Linked DNA regions of Homo sapiens: region 1 is linked to region 2. The links are chromatin loops, found by intact Hi-C in ENCODE. Cell type or tissue: endothelial cell of umbilical vein. All regions are shown on one strand. Links, peaks and the distances in the headings refer to the core of each region. The heading gives the core; the rest is flanking DNA.

Region 1 (4,814 bases), core at 948-3,447, 130 kb after region 2:
AAAACCTTTGCTAAGCAGGGCTTTTTATAGTCACTCACTCAGGCTGGTCTTGTGATTTGGGGCAAGGGCAGAATCCACTGCCCTGATGATCCTCCTCGCACACCTCAGTTCTCAGCCCCACTGGCCCAGCCCTAATCTCCACTCTACTAGCTTCCCTCCATGGAGGCCCTGATAAGATTGAGGGCAACTGGAAGCCCAGATAGAGACCCTCCCCACTTGGTCTCTTCCCAACACACACACACACACACACACACACACACACACACACACACACACACCCCTAACCAGGCCAGAGACTTGAGCTCAGACTGCCTGGAGCTGGTGGGGGCTGGAAAAAGGGGAGGGGGGAGGGAAGGAAGAGAAGAATCAAACAGAAACCTTCTCATCTTTCTATCAGCAGCCATGCAAGGAATATTGTTCAGCATGGCACAAAAGCGGCACTGAAAATAGCTGCAGCCAGAGTGGGGCTGCCAACCACTGCCTGAGATAACGTCTACTTGGAGACACTGGTGTCTTTGTGGGGCTGTCAGTGTCCCTATTGTTCCCGAGCCTATTGCCTGGGGAATATTGTTCCCAGCTTTTGTCTCCCCCGGCTCACTTTTGTTTGCCTTTACTTACCATTTCATTCCCGCTCCCTTTGTGCTCTCCCATTCCCTCCTTTGTCTCTCCGTCTCTAAGCCTGCCTGTGGCTGTGGATTGGTGCCCAGGGAGACAATAGGCCCTACCCCCTCCCAACCTACAGCCCCACCCCGAACCACACACACCTCATAGTTCCATCCTGCTTCTCCTTCTCCCAAGTGGCACCCAAGATGTCCCAAAGGCAAGAGAGCCTTGAGGGAGGGTGGGCTTCAAGCAACCCACTCCCCTCCTGGTGACAAGGCAGAAAGGCCATTGGAATATTTGGTTCCCAGAGGAGGTCTGAAATGTCTGATGTGGGTCCCTGACTCTTTCAAGATCTCTCTATTTTTTTTTTTTTTTAACAAATTAGGTTTTTGGTCCAGTCAAAGGAATAAGGACAAGCTCATGCTCCACATCCCCCAAACCCTCTTTCAAGTGCCCAGCATGCACTTCTCTGACCAGGGCACTCCGTTTTCTTCCCCCTCCCTGTCAGCCTCAAGGATCAAAGCAACCTCTGTTTATTTGCACATTCAAATCCAGACTGCCTCCAGTAACTTGACCCAGTCAGGCGCCAGGATGGTGCAAGAAAAGCCCCGCCTGCACCCTCCCCATCCAGCAGCGCTTTTGGCTGAACTGGGTAGAAAGGGGACAGGAGTCTCCTAGGGTCAGAGTAGGGAGTGGAAGAGGAGTAGGCAGTGAGGAAAATTAGACTGCCAATCCCTTCAGAATGGCCTCTGGGTCCTCTCACCTCAATGATGGGGGGAAACTGAGGCATCAAAAGAGATTTAGAGGCTGGCACGGTGGCTCACGCCTGTAATCCCAGCACTTTGGGAGACCAAGACAGGCGGATCACTTGAGGTCCAGAGTTCGAGACCAGCCTGGCCAACATGATGAAACCCCATCTCTACTAAAAATACAAAAATTAGCCCAGCATGGTGGTGGGTGCTTGTAATCTCAGCTACTTAGGAGGCTGAGGTGGGAGAATCGCTTGAACCCGGGAGACGGAGGTTGCAGCAGTGAGCTGAGATGGCGCCACTGCACTCCAGCCTGGGCGACAGAGCAAGACTATGTCTCAGAAAAAAAAAGAAAAGAAAGAGAGAGAGAGAGATTTAGAAAACACAGCAGTCAAACCCGGAGCTTGCTTGCCAACCCAGAGCATAGGCAGGTGTCCAATCCCAGTCCTGTAGAGAGATTCTTCTCAGTTCTAGCTGGGAGAAGAAAGGCACCAGGTAGTGCTTAAGGGGCTGGGTTGACTTGTAGAAAATGCTTTTTCTTATACTTCCCCTGTCTTTCTGCCTCACTACAGATGGGAACAGCGATTGGAGAGTCGAGGAAGCTTTTACTTTGGTGGGAGGCTGGCTGGGAGCAGGGATGTAGTCTGAAGCCAGAGAGGAGGCTCTACTCTCTCATTGTTCTAATTCCAAGGACAATGGGAATATTCTCCAGAGAGTCATTGTTTGAAAAGCTGGAAATTGGGTAGGGGATTTCCGGAAAGTTTGAATGGAAGCCAGGCTTGGCTGTGAGGAGACCAGAGGAGCAAGAAGGGAAAAAGGAAGGGAAGGAGGCCGTCTCTGGCTTCAGAGAAAAGTACTACTGGGCCCTGAGGACAAATCTGCCCTCCTGATTTCATGGCTATCAATCCCAGGCTACCCATTTTTTGTTCTGATTCTTGCTCCACCCGTCTCCTCTATCTGCCTTCTCTAGCCAAGATCAGTTTAGATTCTTAATACTCTTCAAGTAGAAAGAGAAGCAAAAAACTTTGTCCCTGCCTTGGAAGCAAGAATTGAGTCTGATCCACCTTTGCAACTCTAGCCCATAGCGCAGAGCCCAGAGCATATGCAGAGCTTCGTAAATGTGCAAAGAATGGATTCATGAAGACATTGTGGACTCTTGATCTCAGAAAGCCACTTTGACTATCCCTGAACTTCTGGTAGGGTGGGTATGGAACTGAAGGTTTGAGGTGAGAAAAATCTAAAGGTGAGGGATAAGATTCTGGGATAGATGAGGCAAGTGGTGCGGAACGTGGGGTGCAATTAACAGACAGCAATGACACAGCAATGCAGAACAATATTTGGCCTCTAGAACAAAATCCCCTGCCTCAATCCTCTGTACTCTTCCCACTCACCGTATGTAGTCTGAGCTGTCTTTCAAAGATATAGAGGTGATCACTTTTTGGCTCTGTGTAAAACCACTGGTGGCTTCCCGCTGCCTTCAGTTACTTGTAAGGCACTAAAATGGAACTCTTCAAGGACAGGGCAATCTTGATTGTTCCTGTATTCACCACAGGTAACTGGTGCCTGGCCAGCGCTATAGGCACCCAGTAAAGGTGGAATTGAACTAACTGAGAAGAGTGTGAGTCAATGTTGCCAATTCTACAGTGGTTCCTGGATGGCATTTCAAGTTAGCTACCTTCAATGATTTTGATGGTGAGTGTTTTATCCATTTTACAGTTATTGATATGATCTTTGAAAACAGCCAAGGGCCATGAAAATAAAAACATTTACATTTCTTTTTAAAATTGGTACAGCACTTGGGAGGCCAAAGGTGGGAGGATCACTTGAGGCCAGAAGTTCAAGACCAGCCAGGGCAACATAGCAAGACCTTACCTCTACAAAACACTTAAAAATTAGCCAGGCATGGTGGCATGCACCTGTAATCCCAGCTACACAGGAAGCTGAGGTGGAAGGACTGCTTGAGCCCAGGGGTTCCAAGTTGCAGTGAGCCATTATTAATTTTTTTTTTTTTTGAGACAGAGTCTCGCACTGTCACCCTGGCTGGAGTGCAGTGGCACAATCTCGGCTCACTGCAACCTCCGCCTCCCAGGTTCAAGCGATTCTCCTGCCTCAGCCTCTTGAGTAGCTAGGATTAAAGGTGCCCGCCACCACGCCTGGCTAATTTTTTTGTATTTTTAGTAGACATGGGATTTCACTATGTTAGCCAGGCTGTTCTCGAACTCCTGACCTTGTGATCCGCCCGCCTCGGCCTCCCAAAGTGCTGAGATTACAGGCGTGAGCCACCACGCCCAGCCTTGCAGTGAGCCATGATCATGCCACTGCACTCTAGCCTAGGGAACAGAATAAGACTCCAACTCAAAAAAAAAAAAATTGAGTCATATCTCATCTAACTAGAATATGGCTGAGAACAAGGACGTAAGCTAATATAGGCTGCAGACTAATCAAAAGCAATGGCATAAAGAAATATATTCCATTTATGTGAGATAACAAAGTATCTCCCTTACAGCTAGAGATGGCCGAAGAAATATATGTGGAAGAGGTAGAGCATCTGGAAACTTTAAAAGGGGCTAACTCTGGTGGTAGGCATATCTTTTCACCCTTCTCACTTTCCTCTTTGTCCTGTCTGGAATGTAGTTATGATCAGCCAGGCATGGCGGCACGTGTAAGAGGATCACTGCTTGAGCCCAGGAGTTTGAGTCCAGCCTGGGCACGTAGCAAGACCTCATCTCTTAAAAAATAAAAAGAACCAGCAGGGCACATTGGCTCATGCCTGTAATCTCAGCACTTTGGGAGCCCAAGGCAGGTGGATCACAAGGTCAGGAGTTCGAGACCAGCCTGATCAACATGGTGAAACCCAGTCTCTACTAAAAATACAAAACTTAGCCAGGCTTGGTGGCATGCACCTGTAATCCCAGCTACTCAGGAGGCTGAGGCAGAAGAATTGCTTGAACCTGGGAGGCAGAGGTTGCAGTGAGCCGAGATCGCACCACTGCACTCCAGCCTGGGTGACAGAGCGAGACTTCATCCCAAAAAAATAAAAATAAAAATAAATACATAAATAAATAGAACCTGGTCATGATCACTGGATCTCCAGCAGCCATCTTGTGACCACAAAGGGCCACTGAGTTTGAAACTTTTGTGTTAAGGAAGGCCAAACAGAAAAACAGAAAGTGCTTGAGCCCAGATGACTGAGGAGCCCACAATACAAGCTTCAAATTGCATACCTCTGAAGTTTTTTATACAGGGCGAGAAAAGCTTTTATTAGATTAAGTCCTTTAATTTAGGCCTTTGTTATTAGAAGTCAAGTACAATGCCTCACTAATGAAGTACATGAGTTCTATCAATAAAGAAATACATTTCTATATCATCTCTTTGTTTGCTGAACTAGTTGGAAAAAGAAAAGGAATCATAAGAGATATTCCATTGTTTGCTAGAGCACGTGAGTAATCCTGTGGGTTTTGA
Region 2 (4,814 bases), core at 1,071-3,570:
CACTACCTGTCTGGACTAAATAGCAGTGTCCCCGCTCCTTCTTCCTCTCTGAGCCACCTCTGGAATTGAGGGCAGAATTAACACTGTGAAGCCAGCTTTGTTTCCAGCCTCCTGGGTCTTGATGCTGTTGCGCTGGAGATAAGTGTTGCAGTGGTGAGTAGGGAATGGCTGGGACAGAGCCCCCCCCCCCCCCCCGGGTATTGTCCTGTGCCCCTAAGGTCCTGACCACCATCTGTATGGGAAGGAATTAACAGCAGACATCATCCCACTGCCGCCTCTGAGAAAGCATTCTCCTTCCCCCAGTCCTCCAGGGGAGTGAGCCGGTGTGGTGGCAGGGAACACAACCCTGTTCCTCAAAGTCTGGGAGTTCCACCTTGGCTCCTTTCACTGCCACCCCAGGCTAACCAGCACTCCTGTCCTCCTGGCTGAGCACCAGGCCTGGGAGCCTCCCAGTGTGATCCGGGTTCCACCCCCTCGGGCCCCTTCCAGGACTCTTAGCAAAGAGCTCTAGTTAAAGGACTCCTGGGCACATTCACCTTCCCAACGGGCTCTGCCCCTCGGTCTCTGCCGGAGACGCACGGAGGGGACGAACTTGTAGCCCAGCTTTCCTGGTAATGACCACAGCACTCTGCTCCTGGCCTCTCCAACCACCTGGCCCCATCCTGCCTCTCATGAGACAGGGGTGGGGCTCCAGGACCCGCAACTGTGTCTCAGCAGAGGGAATAAGGCAGGCAAGACAAGAGGACTTGCGGGAGGGAAGAGGAACTCAGGACCGACAGGTGGGAATGAGCCAGGCTGGGAGAGTCTTGAGACTGGCAGGACATGGTTTGGACCCACCAGTGGAGTGGAGGAGGCCGGGGGCCGAGAGGGGCGGGCGGAGAGGGGAGGGCGGAGAGCGGAGGGCCGGAGGGCAGAGGGCTGAGGGGAGTGGGAGGTGCAATGGGCAGCTCTCCATCGTGACCACCAGGGGGCAGGCGCCGCCGCCAGCTCCTCCTCCCACCTCTGCCTGCATCTTTTCCAGACGTGGCGTGGGGAGGGCGAAGGAGAGGAGGCTCTGAGAACCCGGGCTGGGGAAAAAACAGCCAGCCAGCGTTCAGGACGCTCCCCATACCAAATGGCTGGGCCCTTAATTCTTGGGCAGTCTCCATTCCACACCCTCCCAACTTTGTGGCCCTAGAATCAACCACCACACCTACCCTCTCTCACCACTACCCTCTCCAATCTAGAAATCCCTCCACCAGTACTCAAGAGCTTGAGGACTTGAGTTGGGAAGTTCACTCTTTTTTGTGGAAAAGGTGTTCTTTATGTCAAGACAGTCTTGAACCTCATCCAGGAGCTCAAGTTCTGCCTCATGAACTTTGTGCAATACTACACTTTGCCCACCTGGCAGTTTTGGAGAAAGCAATCTTGTCCTTTCTGTCCAACTCTGTCTTCTTTTCTAGAGGAAACACGCCTGACCCTTCTGACTATTCCTCTAAGGACAATGTGCACCAGGATCCCTCCTGTGCTCCTCCATGTGGGGTGCCTGCTTCAGGGCCCCTCCATTGTGAGACTTCCCTAGTGAGGGGGCGAGGAAGGGCACGCTACCCCTGGGACTAGGTCTGTGTGGGGTACACTGGACCATCACCTCCCCTGTTGTGAACACAAGCCTCTATTAATGCAGCCCAAGTCCAACTCTTCCACAAGAACTACTGCCATTCGGTTTTGCTGTCCCCACTCTATACTGATGGGATTAATTTTTCACTACAAGATGTGTCTCTCTAGAGCCTGGTTAATATGCATTTTTGAGGTGTTTCAGTCTGTCATCCGGCCCTTGCAGGCCTATTACTTCTCCTAATGGGATAACTAGGTCTGAAGTGTTCACTCAAAGCATGTGTCATGGATAGAGAGCCCTGAAGCATTATCATTAGAGACCCTGCTTCATTAATTAGCATCGTAGGGGCCTCAGATGGGCTTCAGGGTAAACCTTTGTGGGCCCTTTTCTAAGAAAAGGATCCACAGCTTTCATTAGAGTCTCAAAGGGCTACTTCTCTGAATGGTAAGAACCAGGTATAAGGTTTAATCTTGTTGTCAGATGAGGACAATGAGGCCCCAAAGGAGAGACCTGGCTCCCACTCCCCAACCCCAGCCATGTGGCCAGTTCTAGAGAGACCCCGAGCTTCATGACTCCTATTACAGTGCTCTTACTACTGCCTTCTTTCTTAGGATCCGGGTGGCCTCACCTCGTCAAGGTAGGGGCATTCAGCGTGGGCTCTGTGGAGGGCATGTGTCACTCACAAGCTTGGCCTGGGATTCCCTTGCATTAAGCCAATTCCTCTGAGGCCCCAGGCCTGAAGCTCCTGCAGGCTGCCACCAGGGGACAGTGGTGCCCAGGCTGGTGGCATATTTGGGAATTCTGGACTTAGGCCAGCCTCCCTCCTCCCCTGCACAAGGGCCAGATTCTGAAATGATCTGTCTTTATTATGTCATCAGAAAACAAAAAAATCCCCCGAGTGTAAACAGGAGAAATGTGCTGGTTAAGTTACTCATCATTATCTTATTATTAACAAAATAAAGCACTATCTATGTTTACAGTCATAAAAAAAGAAACAGCCTGGAGAGAAGTGGGGGCTTTGAGGATGGAGAGAAGACGGGGGCAGACACAGACTCCACATCTGGCCCTGTGGGATTTGGGGTTCCCATACTGATCCAAGGGCTATTTAGATCTTCAGAGTTAGGTGACAATGGGATTTGATTTCCTTAGGGAACAAACTTTGTGAAACTGATCAGAGGCTGAGATCCAGTCCCTAGTATAGAGTGGGGGAGGGGAGGGCAGGCAGGTGAGGGGCAGGGCTGGGTGGGAGAGGCTGAAGCCCAGGAGTCTTCTCAACCTCTTCCAAGAATGGGGACCCCCCCGACCCTGTGCTCATGAGGGAGGAATAAAGACCAGCTGCCATGGACAGCCCCTCTCCAGGGCCTCTGACGCTGGCAGGAAGGGGAGCACCATCAATCCTCCTGTCCCAACTCCCTCGTGGGATCAGGTTGGGACCAGGGGCGGGGGCACCAGGACAAAGCCCCTTGGAGGCCGAGGCACATTCCCATGCTGATCAGAGCTAAAAATGGCTCCGTGGGAACCGACTGGCAGAGCCAGGGAGGGAGTGAAGGGGAGGGCAGGAGGAGGTCAGGAAGGCTGATGAGCCCAGGGCAGACCAGGGGCCTACATAGACCCAGAGAATCCAGAGGGCACAGGGGGCAAAGGACAGACACCAAGAAAGAGAGAAATAGAGGGCCTTGCAGAGAGACGAGGACAGAGAGAGACAGAAATGCACACAAGGACACACAGAACCTGAGACACCCAGACTGACAAAGAGGTAGCAATTTGGGGACAAAGAGAAGCACAGAAAGAGGCCCCCAGAGAAGCAGGAGTGGCATCGAGAGACACACCCACAGGAACTCAGCAACAGTGCCTGGCACGTAGTGGGCACTCAATAAATATCTTGTGCAGTGAATGAACAGATGAAACACACACACGTGCACGCGCACACATACAGCAGCCAGAGGCACAATAGGCTTGGCAGAGATGAAAACAGCAAGGGACAGCCAGACCCTTTTGCACAAAGTACAAAGCGATCCTGGTGATAGACGAGCAGTCTGGGGGAGTGTGGGAGGGGTGTTGGTCCCACAGTGGCTGGTCCAGCCAGGACAAGAATGGAAACAAAGCATGTGACCCCAGGGAGACAGGTCGGTAGATGCCATACCCCAGGTGGATAGACACCTGCAGGAGAGGAGAGTCATACAGTGTCCCCTGGCCATAAGCCCTAAAGGCTGAGGTGCTCAGCCTGCTCAGCCCATGGCCATACTGCAGTTCCTGCCCACCCAGGCCAACAGCTCCTCAGGAAGGGAGGGCGCCTCTCCCCTCATGAATGTATCTGCAAGTGCACAGCTTTGCCCATCTCTGGGGCACGAACAAGTCCAAGTACCAACATAGTCTTAGGTTGGCTGGCTGTGCCCATCGAGTTGGGACAAGGTCTTCCCCAGAGGAGAAGGGGCCAGGCCCACCCAGCCGGGATCAGTCTGTGAGCACCACCAACTCCCCATCGCTCTTCTCTTCGCCCTCCGAGTCCTCGTCCTCGCTGTACCGGTACATCTCGCCATCAGCCACCGAGTGCCTGTCATCTGTGCCCTCACCCTCCTCTCTGAGGCTGCAGGTGTTGACGATCACAGGCATGTTGGGGTCCAGGCTACGAGGGACATAGTGCTCCACCAGTGGCTGTGCCAGCGGCATGCCTGCTGCCCGAGGGTACAGGACATCTGAGGAGCTCATCTGCACCTGGCCAGCCTGCGGGCTGTGGGGCAGAGAAGGGGAACGGTGATGGATGCACACTTGATTCAACCCCAAACCCATCTCCCCTCCAGGCCTCCTCAGAGCATGCACTCCCACTCCACACACTCTTGGCTGTGACTTATATACCCTGCCCCCAGCCTGCTTTCTGATGGCCAAATTCACTGGCACCTACGACCCTGCAGATGACCTGCAGACCTAGGGCCATAGATGTGTTCAACAGATAATATTCTTGGAGGATCATGTGTGAATCCAGTTTTTAGAACTTGTATATTTTATGTTTTGTTTACTTATATTTAGAGACAGGGTCATGCTCTGTCACCCATGCTGGAGAACAGTGGTACAATCACAGCTGACTGCAGCGTCAGCCTCCCAGGCTCAAGTGATCCTCCTGAGCCTGCCTCAGCCTCCTGAGTAGCTGGGACTACAGGTGTGAACCACCACACCTGGCTAATTTTATTTAAAGATGAGGTTTCACTATGTTGCCCAGGCT

What was found. Hi-C counts contacts between places; a loop is a spot of excess contacts. Peaks named below come from ENCODE experiments on the same cell type or tissue, not always from the same donor. Only the 100,000 strongest peaks of a DNase experiment are listed, where the experiment ranks them.
Region 1: it touches region 2 in a loop (2.4-fold over the local background); 10 of 110 quality-filtered maps call a loop at or near these places.

Annotation. Positions count from the first base shown.
Region 1 is chr1:203,992,647-203,997,460 of GRCh38, reverse strand. LOC105371689 (a long non-coding RNA gene) reads right to left here and starts at 675. Exons shown (of 3, transcript XR_922443.4): 1 at 619-675. RefSeq lists an enhancer at 361-924. In endothelial cell of umbilical vein, for the core only: no CTCF peak of the experiment used is centred there; a DNase peak (open chromatin) is centred at 2,070.
Region 2 is chr1:204,125,369-204,130,182 of GRCh38, reverse strand. SOX13 (SRY-box transcription factor 13) reads right to left here. Exons shown (of 14, transcript NM_005686.3): 14 at 2,440-4,325. The coding sequence ends at 4,049. Among named protein-coding and RNA genes, the nearest start is that of ERLNC1, 14 kb to the left of the region's middle. RefSeq lists enhancers at 1-304, 3,655-4,154, 4,155-4,656. In endothelial cell of umbilical vein, for the core only: a CTCF peak has its summit at 2,346 (motif pointing right); a DNase peak (open chromatin) is centred at 2,382; H3K27ac peaks cover 819 bases.